2 separate regions of the Mus musculus genome follow, and region 2 is linked to region 1. Evidence: chromatin loops called from intact Hi-C (ENCODE). Cell type or tissue: left cerebral cortex. All regions are shown on one strand. Links, peaks and the distances in the headings refer to the core of each region. The heading gives the core; the rest is flanking DNA. Region 1 has its middle 32 kb from the start of C230014O12Rik. Region 2 overlaps Pbx3 (pre B cell leukemia homeobox 3).

Region 1 (8,338 bases), core at 96-8,095:
TGTCTCTATAGAGATTTCTATGGATTAGATATGGTAGATGAGAGTGGAGGTCTGGTGCTGGGGGGGGGCATAAGCTTACCTTGTCTGTCAGGCCCTGAGGCTCTACCTGTGGCACAGTGGGATCACTAGGTGGGCCACTGGTCACCAACAATGGTTGAAACTGGCCACCCAGCACCTCATAGGGGTGGGGTCCCTGCAGACTCTGCCTGGCTCGGTGCCTCACTGAGCCAGCCTGGCTCTCCTGGCTCCCAGAGAGCAGGGCCAGGCCTCCTGGGTGTTCTGAGAGCTCGTTATCCCGTCAGCTCTGGAACCGCACCTGCTCTCCTGGTCTCCTGTGATCTCAATTAATCCGTCCTGCCCTGATTAATTAGCAGGGTTAATTATGACGGCTGCTGCCGTTGATGCCTAAGAGAGAAAGCCCATCTAAGTGGTAGAGTAGATACCCAGCCCAGGCAAGGCAGGTATCTTCCTGCTTACACCCCTTACACACATCTATAGAGCCCTGCTTTACCCAGAACCTTGGTCAGGAGCCTCAGGATGTCATCCATGTGGGACCTTCCAAGGGCTGGGCCTAGCAGTCCTTCTGGCCATTGCCTGAGACAAGGGTCCATGACTCTGGGTTGAGTGCCTCGGGCCTGGACTGTTAGGTAACATGTTAGGCCTCACCTCTGCACATCTCTGTGAGCCCACAAGAAGGAGTCTAGGATGCCTTATTGGCAGGAGCCCTTGGCCCATACTTGCCCACCTGATGTTTGATATGTCTTTGTCTCTAAGCCCAAAGACCACTGTGGGCTGGGAGACAAGGCTCCAGGAAAGGTTCAAGGGTCAAAAGTAAGTTGCTATGGTCAAGTCTGCCCTATCTTCTACATGGAAACTGCATCAGGGACCCCCAGGAGTCCCACCCTGAACCCTTTCATCATCAGATGCTGGCGAGATGTGGCCCAGGTTATACCAGCCTCTCCCAGCATCTGAGCTGCAGACCCTCCCAAACCCCAGAGCCATTCCCCATCTCCCTTCCTTCTCCCCATGCCTGCCCACTCCTCCTCTGAACTCTACGCCCTCCTTGCCAGCCCAAGGGTCACCTAACCATCCCTGGCCTGACCGCAGCCTCGTCCAAGTTGGAGTACCCCACCCCAGGCCTTCACACCTCCTCTGGGCACCCATCTATTATCCTCGTGGCCAAACCATGATCCATTACACCGCCCGCGCCTGGCAAAATGTATCATTACCTGCACCCTCGGCACTTCCCAGATCAATCCACTTCTTAAATGTAGTAATAGAGGAGAGGATTAGGTACTAGAAAACTCATTATGAAAATGGCGTACTCAAATTCTTTAAAGGTGATATTTCATAAAATAGACCCGGCCTGCCGCGTGCCTCAATCATTCTTTTTAATAGCTCAGTAGCAGCCAGAAAATAAAGTATTCATGAAGATTGAAGAAGATGAACCCATGAACTTCAATTTAATTGGTGCAAATTAAAACGATCCATCTTTCCGCGCTGTCTGTCTATCTCCAATCAGCCCCACGCTGCACGTCCGGTGCCCTGATTACAATTATCTTTTAATAGGAAAACTTGTCAGTTTTTGTGTGATTTACAGAAGCTTGAGCAAGCTTATAGGTATCAAATAGGGCCTGGGTGTGGGATCCTCCTCCTGGCTCCCTGGCTCTGGGGAAACTGGGTGGGGATGGGGGAGGTGCTGTCCAGTGGTGGGGGAGGGGCTGGTGGACCAGGGCATCTCTGAGTTTATGATGTGCTGTGTCTCCTCATCAGGCCCTGTCTCCTCCAGGTCCACAGCTGGTGGACAAGGAGCAGTGATGGCCACCATCACTCTCAAGGCCAGAAAATGTGTCTTTGCCTCTCTCCCTATCTCTCCCTATTCCCTACAATTCTCTCCTAGGAGACCCTGTGGGGACAGACACACAAGATTTTCTGAGGTCGGAAAGCCTGGCACGTGATGAGAGGATTGGAAACAGGAAGTGCAGGAATCTGTTCGCGTCCCCAAAGATGAGGAAGACATGGGGTCCTGGTCCTCTGAAGCCATTCTGCAAGGCCAAGGCAAGGTGGCTTAGTATCATGAGCGACAGCATCACAGAGATCCAGTGGCTCATACAAGAAGGTGACCATCTGGCCCACACTGGTGCTATTCAGTTCACCTTGGATATGTTCACTTGGCTGCCCATCTGCCCATTCCTTCATCCATCCATCCAACAGTAAAGATTTACTGCTAAATGTCCAGTGTTGAATATCAAGCATTGAACTAATTTGGCCAAGTGATCATGGCAGAAAAAGGCCTTCCAACCCATAGGGCCCACACAGGACTCATTGCCTGCTAGCTATTATCCCTTTAACATTATAAATGAATTATTATTGTTATTATTATTATTTGTTTGTTTGTTTGTTTTGAGACAGGATCTTACTATATAACTCTGACTGTCCTGGAATTCACTGTGTAGACTAGGCTGGCTCAAACTCACAGAGATCCTCCTGCCTCTGCCTTCTGAGTGGGACTTAAGCTGAGATTTAAGACTCAGCTGAATGAATTCTTTTTTTCTTTTATTTAAGCATTTAAAATTTTTCTTATATGCACATGGGTGTTTTGCCTGCACGTGTGTCTATGCATCATGCGTGTGTCTGGTGTCTTCAGAAGCCAAGAGGACATCAGTTCTCCTGGGACTGGAGGGATAAACAGTTGTGAGCAACCATGTGGGAGCGGAGTGCTCTGTCAGTGCTCTTAGCCGCTGAGCCATCTCTCCAGCCTCCCACAAGTGATCAGTGAATACATTCTCACTGTAAAACTGTAAACAACCCAGATGAAGTGCCCTGGTCACTCTGCTGCACAGACTGCAGGCTTGGCAGGGAGTGAGCTGGGAACCACTGGGGCAGCCTCAGAGCAGCACTGCCTTCAGAAAGCCTCTGGCCTCAAAACACCCAAAGTAGAGAGAACCAAGTGCTCCTGATGTTTGCCCCATGGACAGACCCCTGTATATGTGCTGATGTTAGTTCAGGTGCCTGTGTCATTGATTATTTGTCTGTCTGAATGTCCCCACCAAAACTGTCATGGGCCCCTCCCCTGCCCTGACTCCTCGGGAGGGGGATGGGCAGCCTATCCTGCTTCTACTACCACCTTCACCTAAGGGTTTAAGCACATACATCCCTTCCATCCCTCACACACACTTGATACAGTAGATACTGTTCTTTGCTGGATGGCAAATCACCCATCCATGAGAGGCTCAACCCTAACCAAGTAGGGTCTGAAAACTCGGCTCCCCAGGAACTGTCTCATTAAGAAATAAGAATGTGCCAAGCTGTGGTAGTGCACGCCTTTAATTCCAGCACTTGAGAGGCAGAGGCAGGCAGACCTTCTAGTTCAAGGCCAGCCTGGCCTACATAATGAGTTCCAGGATAGTCAGGGCTAAACAAAGAAACCCTGTCCCAAAAAGAGACAAGAAATAAGCACAAGCTGGCACATAGCACAAACCTATAATCCCTCCCAGCTACGCAGGAGGCTGAGGCAGGAGGATCACACAAGTTCAAGGGCTGCTGGACCTACAGAGTGAGTTTAAGGCCAGCCTGGACAACCCTATCTCACAATAAACAAGCACAAAAGGGCTTGGACTATCCCAGTGGTGGAGCTGGCCTAGGACCACAAACAAAGAAAAAAGGATGGAAAAGGTTTGGGGGGGGGTTGGGGGGAGGCAGGGGAAGAGGGAGGGAGGGAAAAAAGGAAGGGAGAAAACAGGAGAGAGAGAGAGAGAGAGAGAGAGAGAGAGAGAGAGAGAGAGAGAGGGAACAAAGACTGCTAAGGGTACTCTCTAAGCATTTTCACAAACACATCCACTGGGTCTCTTTCAGGCCCCAGTACAAATCCCACATAAGAGGCCAAATTAGCCTGTTGGTCAGCTCTGCCTGCTGCTGCCCTCACAGAGGCCCTACTGTCAGGGCACCTCCTGTGGAGGCCTAGGTCTCACCCAGAGCCCAAGCAGAGCTGACCTCCTAAGTGGGGGCATAGAAAGCATTTGACTGGGGGATGCACACAAAGTCTCCTATGCCCTCTGCTTCCAAGTCTTAGCCTGAGTTGGCCTGGTGGCTTCAGCCTAACTGCAAGGGAGGCTGGGAGATGCAAATGAGCTCAGAAAACCCCACCACTGTATTTGTAGATGTGCCATGGAAACACAGAAAGGCTAAGGAATTTGTCGTGCTAGTGACAGTGTGCACTCCTTATTCACACATGGGACAAGTGAAAGTTCACACGCACATTTATAGCTAGAGGTGGCATGGCAATGCTACCTTCATCCATGCGTGTCTGTGCTTATGGGATGCCTGCCTCCTTGCTGGGCAAAGGACCCAGAGAGATCCAGTGAGTTGACTGAGGGCATGGAAAGCCTAACTGAGGACAGGACAGGCTCCCTCAGTTGTCAACCCCTGACACTGAGACCTCAGCTGCTCCTGGGGAATCAGCAGCCCAGGCCACACCTACAGCCTGGGCAGGGCCCTCCCTGTGATGGTACCAACCCCAGCCCACTCCCCAGCAAAACTCTGAAGCAAGCTTTTTGTAAAACTGAGAAGTGTAGCACACAGTATGCACAAATGCTGCCACCCTCACATCCCTCTGCCTCCCACAAATACAATCAGAGGACACAGAGGTGTGGGGGTGTGTTGGAAAGAAGTTTGGATTTATTCACAGAAATGGCAGTACGATGTGCCAGCCACATGCCCACAATAGAAACTGACATAAAAATAAACGACAAACCACATCTCCAAAGTGTCAGAATGTGGGCTGGAGAGATGACTCAGCGGCTAAGAACACTTGTTGCTCTTCCCCTGGAGCTGAGTTCAGTTTCCAGCACCCACACTGGGTAATTCACAATCCCCATAGCTTTAGCTCTAGGCTATCCAAGAGCCTCTTCTAAGTTCTGTAGGCACCCACACACATATACACAACAAAGATAAAGTAAGTCTTTTCTTCCTGACATAGGAAGACACCTGTGTGGTGGGAAGGAAGGTGCCCTCCAGAGGCTCCTCTGATTGGATTGGACAATTGGTCCCCAGCTGGTAATGCTGTCTTGGGAGGTACTGGAAAATTGGTCCCCTGTTCTAGCCAGTTTCTCTGCTTCCTTACTGCAGGTGCAATGTGCTCCGCTACCTCCTGTTCCTGCTCCCATCCCTGCCTGCCGGGATGGACTCTGCCCCTGAAACAGTGAGCCAAAGTAAACTCCTCCTCCCCTAAGTGACTGCTTGTCAGGTATTTGGTCTCAGCAATTGGAGAAATAACTAATTAGCCACCCCTCAACAGAGTTGGGGTGTCCCTGGGCTCCAGTGTAGCGTTTTCAACAGTTTCTAGCTAGCCTCAGACACTTGGCTCATCTCTTCCAAAACTCGGTCCACAGAGAACAGGGGAAAATCACTCACCAAAACCCTGTGGCTCCCATCAGGTTTGTTCTCCAGCACATTCTGGATTCAGAAACACAGGTGTACTCAGACACTCGTGAAATCATATATACCTACCAGACCCACTGTCACACACACACGTGAACACACAAATCCAACCACATGCCTGCCAGACCCCCTGGCACACACACATGCCCCCTTTGCCCAACCTCGCCGGCACAGAGTAAACTTGCTAACATTCGATCATCATTGTGTTTCCGAGTTCCCAGCAATCCACCCATGAGTGCCCACACAGGGGCTCAGTTTTTGACCACGTATGGACACAACCCCAACTCCTGACTGGCACATCATCACTCCTCGCCTGGACTCTATAAAACCCCGTTGCCTGGATAAACGACTTCCCTGTGAGATCAGAGATCCCACCCAAGAGCTGCCTCCTAATAAGCCTATCTTTATCTACTTTTAACCTGGTCTGATCTGGCTTAGACCACCAAGGGAGAGAAAACGCCAGTGGGTTGAGATATTCCTGAAGGAGACCTGTGGCAGCAGAGGAAGCCCTGGAGGAATTTGTACTATTGACAAGGACCAAAGCCTCAGACCAATGGGAATGGCAACTCCTTCCCCACACAGGCTCAGAGACGTGGTGAAGCCTCCCTATGTCCAAGTAAGTTGCAAGAAAGAGTTTACAAACGACTGACCAGTATGTGCAAGCACTAGCCACTGCGGCTTCCTCCTCGGCTGTGACTATAACCAGAGATGACCCCCTGCAGAGACCTCCCTCTGCAGAGACCTCCTACCCCTACCCCAGAGTCTCCACACTGCTCCTTTTCCTGATGAACACACTAAGGTTCCTGGTCGTTGCTCAGTTGGTGGGGCTCCATCAGAGGGAGCAAATTTCAACTGATCACAGCTTTTCTGTATGTGTTCGTCTTTCATTCATTCCCTCATCTCCCATCAGGCCTTCAGGTCTAAGCTGTGCAAGACATGACAAAGACTCAGACTAGCAGTAATCAATATGAACTTAGATTAAGATGGGCCAGGGCCCCTCCAAACAACTCCAGGAGGCAGCTGTTGGTTTTTAAGGCACCATGTCACCCACATTCACACACTGAGCTATAGCAGGATTAGGTGAACTGGAGGTTTTTCACCCTCCATGAGTGAGGTGGTAGAATCTTTGGAAGGTGGCAGGGCTTGCCTAGAGGAAATGGGTCTGGGAGGGGCTTATTTGGAATAGCCTGGCTGGCTCTAGCCCAATCTTTACTTTTTTAAAAAATCAAGACAGGATCTTACCACATTGCCCCAGTTGGCTTATAGCTCTGCTCGGTTTGCAGCATCATCTGCCACAGTCATGCTCCTGGTTTGCAGGAGTAAATATTAAGTCTAAATATTAAATATGTAGCAAGCAAAAAGGAAAGTACTAAAGATCAGCTAGCAGAGACTAGACAGTGAAACTGTGTATCTAACCAAGTGTTCAGAGAATCCAGCAGACACCACCTGAGGCAGCCTGCTGGAGTTCCCCTGGAGTGAGTCCCAGTGGAGGATTCCCCCTGCTTCTCTTTACAAAGCTAGCATCTGTTGGAAATGGTTCATCTTCTAGCTGCCCCAAGGATGCAATGTCTTAGCACCTTTCTTACCTCTCCCCATTACAGAGCCAGGTGGCTGGGAGATCAGGTTCTGAGTGAGATGAGGATTTAGCAATGCAGTGTCCACTGCACCCCTCAAGTTCTTGCACCCTCCCCAACCTTGTCTTAAGTGGATTAATGACTCAAGAGGACAGAAGAGGAGAATGGGGGGGGCGGGCTACTGCCTCAAGACACCTCTTGAAGGGGTTACTCTCTTCCTAATGCCCTCTCAGCCTGTTTATGCACACACCATGTATGTGCAGGCATGTTACCCTCCCCCCTTCCCAATTAAAGGGAAATAAAGGAAAAGAGAGAAAACTCTAGGCTCTAAGCTGAAAGGAAAGAGGGCAGGCTGGTGAGGTCCTAGGGTTCCACTTTTCCAGGCAGCATACTTGCTCCCAGGTACCAGGACACTGACAACCATCGCTCATGCTGTCCTTCCCCAGAAGTGCTGCCCTCAGTCTAGGTGCCCTCGACCATTGAGTGACTGTTATCAGCAAGGTCCATAGGCCAGGCCCATAGGAGGTGGCACAGGTACCACTCAGGCACCAGGACCCTCTCTTGGCTTCATTTCTAGCTGCCTTACTCAAGAAGGTACTCCATGATTGGGAACTTACCCCTCTGTAGCTGAATACAGGGTACTTGGAGCTGTGGGTTATGGGGCCCAAGGTGACACTGAACCAAAGGTCCCACAGAGCCCACAAGAGCTCTGAGCCAAGAGAATGTAAGGGTATCATATCAAAAGTGGAACCTTGGGGATTGAGGAGATGGCTCTGCCAGTACAGCCCTTGTCACGCAAGCACAAGGACCTGAGTTCAATTCCCAGAACCTATATAAAAAGTCAGCTTGGTGGCATATGTCTGTAATTCCAGTGCCAGGAGGCAGAAAAAGGCAGATTCCTGGTGCTCACTGGTCAGCAGCCTAGCTAACTTGGCAAGATCTAGGCCCATGGGTGACCCTGTCTCAAAAATCATAGTAGATGAAACCTGAAAACACCCAAAGTTGACCTCTGACCTACACGCATGTGCACACACATTCACATACACAAAATAGAATCTTTGGCCAGGTAATTTCCTAGTGGTGTCCATGGATTCAAAGGCCACTCCAAGGTCACTGTGTCCCTTCTCAAATGTATCACTGGAAGGGGCAGAATTGACGGATGAAGTATGCTCAGCCTGTCAACCTGTCTGAACAGTGTGACCTCATCAGTAGGAGGGGCCCAGTGGACATCCCTGAAGCTCCCTGATACCCCCTCCCCAGCATCTAAAAAAGCCAAAACAAACAAACAAACAAACAAACAAACAATGTGGTCAGCACTCAGGAAA
Region 2 (8,338 bases), core at 85-8,084, 76 kb after region 1:
CCTCTGGAGTCTAAAGCAATGAAGATTATATTTCAACATAACCACTTTTTAAGAGGCTGAGCATGTAGCTCACTGGAACAAAGCTTGCCTGTCATGTATAAGGCCCTGTGTTCCATCCTCAGTACAAAACAGAAAATCCGCCGGGTGGTGGTGGCACACGCCTTTAATCCCAGCACTTGGGAGGCAGAGACAGGCGGATTTCTGAGTTCAAGGCCAGCCTGGTCTACAGAGTGAGTTTCAGGACAGCCAGGGCTACACAGAGAAACCCTGTGAAAAACCAAACCAAACAAACAAACCAGAAAATCCAACACTGAAGATCTTCACAACAACAAAGAACAGGCCATAGTCATTGAGCCTTAAACTCCAGGGAAATGAGTGTACCGCACCCCGAAAACCAACAGGCTACCATAGTTTTAAGCAAAGCATCAGAACACAACAGTGGTACTAAGGGCAAGATGATAAAAATGAGCTGTGGGGACTGAGCCGGTGGACAGACAGGTCTGCACAAGGGTCGTGTTAGCTTATGTACAAAAGGATGGATGGGAACCACTAGTCCAAGAGAGGAAAGCAAAAAGCTAGTACAAAAGATACCTCCCAAAAAGATTAAGATTCTTGGAGACTAGTTCAGCAGGGCCAGGGGCTCCAAAATTTTGCTTATTTAGGAAATAGTTTAAAATTAGGTGGAAAGGTCTCCTGCTTGAATCTTACGCAGGTGTGACATACCCTTAGTTTTCTAGCTGAAACAACAATATATATAGCTCATATATTTGTGTTAATATTCTGGGATCTACATAAAAATGATGGCTTCTGTCAGAATCTAAGAAGAGAAGAAAACAAGATAAAAAGAGAAATTCTTTTCCAAAGCTGGACTGACCTCTGGCTTGAGAAATGCCCCAGAGGCATCTTCACAATCAGTCTGTACTAAGTCCTTGACAGCTCTTCAGTGTCATTCCTTAGGTCACCATAGACAATTAACTACCACATCTGATCTGTTACCTCACTCCACACGGGGACACTAGCACACTTTCTCACTTAGCCTGACAGAGACTAGTGTTTTATGGTAATGTGATCAATCAGGCAGAGCTGTGTCTCTAGACTATCACTGTCTCAGGTGTTTTCAGACAGTAGACATAAGCAGAGTAAATGTTCAATTCTTAGAGGGGCTGGAGAGATGGCTTAGTAGTTGAGAGCAAAACACTTGGTTGCCAGTTCCCAGCACCCACATGGTGGCTCACAACAGTCCCCAACAGTCCAGAGGACCTGATTGCCTTCTTCTGACTGTCATGAGCTCTTTCACACATTGGTACACAGAAAGACATGCAGGCAAAATACCCCAAATGAAAAAATAAAAATAATCTTTAAAAAAATCATTTAAAACAAACTGCTATTAGTTTCATAAAAAAACAAAACAAAACAAAAACAAAAAAAAAAAATCCACCATCAACAAAACAAAACCAACACTGCCTTGGTGTCAGAATGGAAAGGATGTAGTTAGTCCTAAAGCCTTAGCAGCACTAACCCACTCATTTTCAGTCACTCAGTTGGCAGCTACCTAGCTATCCTTCCAGTAGAAATGCAGTTATATAAAAACTAAACATGCTTGCAGACAATGACAGCAAAGCAGTCACAGGGAAGAACAGAATGTGTTAGCACAGAGTCCCGGCTGATGTGCATTCTAAATATCTTTCTTATTCTTTTTTATTAGCTCAAATTTGATAAAACAAATTAACCATTGCTTCTGTATGCCACCTCCTAAACTCTGATGCCAGCTATTAAAAGTATCAGAAGTCATTCATGTGACCAGAATACTTTGTATGAAATTCTCAAAAAAGCAAAAATATTAAATCAAACAAGCAAAACCTGTGGTGGATGGGGCTGGAGAAATGGCTCAGCAGGTAACAGCACTTGCACACTTGCTGCTGGCTCAGAGGACACAGGTTCAGTTCCCAGCATCCATCAGACTCACAATCTTCCAAAACTCCAGCTCCAGAGGACCTGACATCCTCCAGGACAAGAAAAGGCTGCTCTGACGCATGGGTAGCAAAAGGTGGATCACCCATCTATTCACAAAAAGGCGGTCATATAACTAAAGTAATGAAGGCTCTAAGACTGGCCAGCCAGTTTCTCTGGAAACAACCTATGCGGAGTGAAGGGGAAAAACCATGCAGACGATTCGTGGCTTCACATACCTGGCATCAAGGAACCTTGATCTCAAAATCATAACTGCTTCACACGTGCTTTGCTTGAGCTGCATCTGAATGGAACTAAATTTCCGATGGATGATGCCCACCATCCTTTCGATCTCTTTCGGGGAAATGGGACGCGTTCTACTCTGTTCTCGGAGAAGGTTCATCACATGTGTTGTGAATTCATTACATGCCTATAAACGGGAAAAAAAATTACCCCTTAGGAAACTGAAACTTTGTATTATCACACCCAGACATTCACCCATCTGAATTTCCACTTCACTTGCAATGGCCAGCACCACTATGCAGTGGGTAGGGAGAGTGTGAAGCAAGAAGCCGAGGAGGTACTGGTGGTATGGTTAAAACTGCAAGATTTCTGAAACTGAGTGGCCAGACATGCAAGGGACCAGACTCTGAATTCCCTTCTCACCTGGCCCTGCTCCACTTACAGATGTTTCCCACTGGAATGCACTGGAGGCTATCTCCTATCAAGTGCATGCTCATGGCTAATACTAAATGTCTTCTATTTTCTCCAGGGTGTTGTGCTACTGCAGGATCATGAAGTTACAACCTTTCCAGAGATACCAAGAACACAGAAATGAGCAAGAGCTGGCCTTCAGAGATCAGATGCAATATTATTTACCACATAAACCAGTGTAAAGGCCAATAGAAGGATGGGTAAGAAGTGTTCTGCTAATTCCAAAGAAGGAGTAGTACCATCCAGAAGCTTTGTGGTGGAAGGGCAAAGGGTGTTTACAGATAAAAACAGGTGAGATCACAAGCATAGTATCCTAGTGATATAACAGGTTGAATTCAGAGGGGCAAGAGGAGAAAGAAGGGATTCCTGTTTTGTTTTGTTTGGTAAATCCACTAGCACAGGGATTCTGGCCTGAGTAAGCACACATCTTTTTAAAGCAACCATTCTAATAACATCAGTTTGGTTATTTATCGTGCAGGCCCCCAGAAAACAAATCAGTTCTTCAAGGGAGAGGTAGAGGAAACCAAGAATCCAAGCTGAGTCTGAAACGTCTTAGCTAGCAACCCCCAGAGACCATCTCCTTCAGTTGCCCTACTGAATTTCCATGCCCAGCATTGTGTAAGAGGGTCTGCACTGAATCCAGTACTTCCTCCGTGAATAAACAGCAGTCTGCACTCTGAATAAAGAGCACCCGGCATCTCAAGACTGTAGGAAATCACATTCTGAAGCTTTGATAACGTTCACCTCCCTCAACACTGCTGATGAGAGCAATGTTTCTTAACTGCTCACTGAACTTAGTCAAACTTTCCTACACAGACTCTAAGAAGAATACTAAGTCTTTGTTTGTTTGTTTGTTTTCCCAAGACAGGGTTTCTTGTGTAGCCCTGGCTGTCCTGGAACTCACTCTGTAGACCAGGCTGGCCTTGAACTCAGCAATTCGCCTTCCTCTGCCTCCCAAGTGCTGGGATTAAAGGCGTGCGCCACCACGCCAGGCCAGAATAGTAAGTCTTGCTCACCACTCATTTGCAGCACTTCCCAAATGTTTTAAATGGTGAGAAATTGTTTTTTGTGAGTAGTGACTGAGTTACAGGGTTCTTCAGAGTAGATTGTACAGGACACACTGCAGACAGCCAATAAACACCTACAGGCTGATAGGCTTTTGTACCACAAGTCAAGAGTGAGGGTAAGACTGGTTAACATCTATAAAACCAGCACCCTGAACCCATAATCAAAGGCATCTGACTTGCAGCCCTGGGAGAGGATAACTTAGGAAGTTAGTCTCTCCTGAAACTGTGTGCAGTTGTGTATTTCTGAGTTGTGTATTTCTGGTTTGTTTCCTTTTTAGAATCTAAAATAGTCTATAAAATTTAAAAGGCCAGTAGTTATTGTCCTAACATTCAGTAATTTCTAATAAACAGTAAAATATTAAGGATTTCTGTAGATTAAATACAGTTCTTAGGCTGGGCATGGTAGTGCATGCCTTTAATTTCAGCATTCAGATGAGGCAAATCTCCCTGAGTTTGAAGTAGCCTGGTCTACAAAGTGAATTCCAGGCTAGCTTGGGTTACAAAGAGAGGCACTGACTCAGAAAGGAATAAAAAATAAACAAAAGAGTCTTTCTATCTTTAAGAAAAACAAATTTTAAAAAGTAAATTAAGATTTACCGGCTACATCATCAACTTGGATTTACACCAAGCAGAAAGCAAGTGGCCATGTGGTCAAGAAAGACATGTATATATTTTCTCCTGTACGTTCCCTAAGGGAATGCTTATAATGTTTCTAAATCGTATAATATGACAACCTCAGCCTCTAGTTTTCTCATAAGTAAAATGAAAAAATGTTGAACTATTTCTCACAGGATTAGCGAATTCTATAGTTCCATAGAATGTTAACAGATGGTCCAAAGGTACAGTATGTTTGGAAAGTGATGAGCTAACTGAAGCTGTGAAATATATTTTTGCAGGGCTCCTGGGTGTTTCTATGCCGACATATGTGCACACTAAATCCCTAAGGACAGCCTTTCTAACTTTACTCATAATTGGCCGCAAGACTTCGTATCTTGGGAACAGTGCTTCCCAATAAAACATAGAGTGAGTCACAAGGGGTTTTATTCTTCACAAGCCAACATTTAAAAAACAGGGTAAAACTAACTTTAATGATATATCTTATTCAAACAACTCATGAATAACATTTCAATACCAATGCTTTAAAACTGTCATTGAGGTACTTCATATCCTTTTCTGTACACTTTCAATCCCAACTTGGACCAGCCTAACTTAACATACTTCACTAGCTACCTGTGGCTAATGGCTCCTGACTATTGCATGGGGATGCACAGAGTTAGACCATTTTGTGGAACGATGAGCTTGGTAATCCTTGACTTATCAGACAGACAACAAAGAAATATCACAACCACACTGTCACATAAACACATAGGCCATTCTTGTTCTGGAACATTCTTGGTGAAAATTACAGATAGTCCATCTTATTACATCTTAGCCTTCAAGCATCTACTATCCCACATGACAAAGGGCAAATATGCAGAACACACTTCTGCGTACCAAAGAGTGACTAACTCAAGAAAACCCATTGTATGGTTAAAATCAGTTTGCTCACTTTATCCCAGAATGCTATTTTTTATAAGAAAACAGATAAATTATTATTATTTAGAGTTGGACATTTGTCTGTTTTCTCAAAAATGAATCAAGTCAGTCAGGCAATCCATCACGTAGAACTAAACAGCTTATAGAATTTGAACCAATGATAAAATGTTAGTTTTCAAATGAAAATTTCGATTTCTGAAAACCTGTGACCCTGACAGTTTCCCTGGGGACTGACAGTGTTGACATGGGTGTGTGTGTGTGTGTGTGTGTCTATTTTCATAGTGTATAATACTGATGTGTATTATACACACAAGATATCCCAATACAGTGAGCTAATACTTCTAAAATAATCAATGCATCAATGCACTATACTACAAAAGCATGCATAGGGAGAAAATCTATTCAAACTACAAATAGATTAATGGGTTCCCACGGAACAGAGCACGTGCTCATTCATACAGTTTCAGATTACCCCCTGTCGTGTTTGGGTGGATGGAAGAGGATATCCACAATTTTCTGAAAAGGCCACTGATGTCTGGCTATCTCTCCTCTCTTCCAATGTGTAAGCCCAGAAATCCCTTCTAAACTTCAACTGTATGACAACTGATTGATTAGGGGAGTGAATGCATGAATAAAGCTCACCTCACCCATGCCTAGGATTAGTGTCTGTAAAAGGTAGAAGCAATGTTCTTCTCAGAAATGTTTGAAGGGGTTTTTGTTGTTGTTGGCTTTTTTTTTTTTTTTTTTTTTTTTTAGTCAGGGTTTCACTATCTCACCCTGGCATACCTGGAACTTCCTAAACCAGGCTGGCCTCAAACACACAGAAATCCACATGCCTCTTCCTTTGAAATATTGGGATTAAAGATATAGGTTGTCACCACACCCAGCTGAAGGTTTTTAAAAAAAAAAGTAAAAATTTAAAAATCTGGCTAACGTGTAATACTTGCTGTTAATTTTTTAAATGATGAATGAAGACTTGAGTTTTCCTATTATAATAAATGTTGATAGAATCTACCAACCAAAAGCTTCCAGGGGGTGGGGGTCTTCAGAAGTTTTAAAAGTCTAAGTCCTGCAAATGCACACTGAGAAACAATGTGGCTGGAGTATAAACGGGGTTCTAGGGTTCTCACCATACTCTGCAGATTTCTATAAACCTGCTTATACATTATGGTTGCAGGGTTTATGTCACTGTAAGTAATTCAAGACATTATGAAAATGATCCTTGAAATATTAGCTCTCTTTGTTCTTGTCTAAATTTTACCCTCTCCAGGATGAATATTTTCTTTGTGGTTCCTAATAGGCATCCAGAGACTCCCAGGAAAGAAAGAGAAAAAGGTTAAAAGAAAAAAAATTGCATTTAAAAACTCATAATTTCCGAAAACATTTGCTGAACGTCTCACAACTTATTAAACGAAGCCAACTATGAATGAAAATGCTGATGAGCAATTTGGCATTAGCCCAGCACTCAGAGAACTCAGAGCTTTTCTTTAAGCCAGTAGTTCATACATGATTAATTAGAACATCTCATTTATGTGTGTGCACTTTAGCTCATTACTCTAAGTAAAATTCGTTAAGTATTTACATTTAGATAATTAAAATCTGGGTACACCCTTAAGAAAGATGCATACACTTTAGACAAAGTGATATTTTTTTCCCTACACCACCGAAAGTAAATTACAGCCTCATTTTCGGCATCATCTGTACTGGCTTCAGAGGAAAGCACAGCAGTGCCTCATCATCTACTCTTTAAAAAGGTGTACTTTCATAAAAGTGTATAACAGAGTGGGTGCCCAAATGACTGCAGAGCTGTTAGGAAAGTTCACCCAAACAGATGCTGGTCCTGATGCTCACACTGCACTCACCCCGCAGATGTCCACGCGCCTCCCTGCATCCAAGACAACATCACACATAGAGACACTTTTCATCACTTTAGTTTGCCAGGTGGAATTATCAGTTAAAAACTTGCTAGTAAATATTTGTAATATAAATGCAAATTTACCTTGATTAACTAGAATATTTAGGAAAAGGAGTTTGGATTTTTTTGAACTTTCTGATGAGAATATTAGCAGAACCTCCTATTTCTTTCAATCTATCCACTAAAAAGTAGGATGAATTTCTGTGTTTTAAAATATACACTATGTTGATGCATTTTATATAATCATGAAAAGTTTCATCTGATAAAATATTTTAATCAATCCTCCTTATAAGTTCTTTTCCTCATCATTTACTCCTTTCTCTTTAGAAAACAGAAACCAACTGATAACCTAGGATTTAAAATATTTAGATTCTAGATAATGTTCTGGTAATATTTTTTAGTTGGTAAACTGTCTCCTTGACAGCCAAATATATTTGATTTATATGCAAATCTAAAGTTTTCAGTAGTTCTTGCAAATTTTTTGATGGCACTTTTTTCAGTTGAAAATCATTCTGTTCCTTTAAATTCATATAATTGAATATAAAACTGTAAGATCAGATAGAGGACAAACATTTTAAAGAAAAAATTTTAAACAGTTTGGTGATCAATTCTAAAAACTGAATCAGTCTAGTAAGATTAGTGTTGGCAACAGTTCCTACAACTCTAAAACCTCCTTTTGATGAACTAACTCTCTCTTAAAGGTAGATGCCCGTCAGGTGTGATTTGCATGCTTATAGTCCTAGTTATTTCCAAATTGAAACAGACGATTCACTGAACCCAAGAATTTGAGCCCAGCCTCAAGAGCACAGTGAGACCCCATTACAAACAGTAGTTGCCCTAAAGTCTGATTTCCACTATTCAGTTTCTAAATGCTTTGATCACCTCATATGACCTTACTCTAATGTTAAAGATTTTCATATTCATTGAATGCTTATGAAATCTACAAATTCTTATCTGAGGATAAAAGTTAACATTAAAAGATCTTGTATAAGCCAGCTGGAATGAGATCAGTATACAGCCAACCAACCAGTAACTTACTTAGAGAAAAAGAGAAGAATATGCAAATATTCCTTCCAAGCAAGAAAAACCTTGGCATGAAAGCTAGTGGGTAAAACTTGGCTGCATATGCTGGCATATGCCTGTAATCTCAGCTGCT

The links. Peaks named below come from ENCODE experiments on the same cell type or tissue, not always from the same donor. Only the 100,000 strongest peaks of a DNase experiment are listed, where the experiment ranks them.
Region 2: a loop joins it to region 1, with 10 times the contacts of the local background. A loop is called at or near these places in 2 of 42 quality-filtered maps.

The regions. Positions count from the first base shown.
Region 1 is chr2:34,135,223-34,143,560 of GRCm38, forward strand. No RefSeq gene overlaps it. Among named protein-coding and RNA genes, the nearest start is that of C230014O12Rik, 32 kb to the left of the region's middle. In left cerebral cortex, for the core only: no CTCF peak of the experiment used is centred there; DNase peaks (open chromatin) are centred at 4,731 and 6,869.
Region 2 is chr2:34,211,063-34,219,400 of GRCm38, forward strand. It overlaps Pbx3 (pre B cell leukemia homeobox 3), which reads right to left. Exons shown (of 9, transcript NM_016768.2): 4 at 2,190-2,380. Among named protein-coding and RNA genes, the nearest start is that of C230014O12Rik, 110 kb to the left of the region's middle. In left cerebral cortex, for the core only: no CTCF peak of the experiment used is centred there; DNase peaks (open chromatin) are centred at 1,554, 4,657 and 6,735.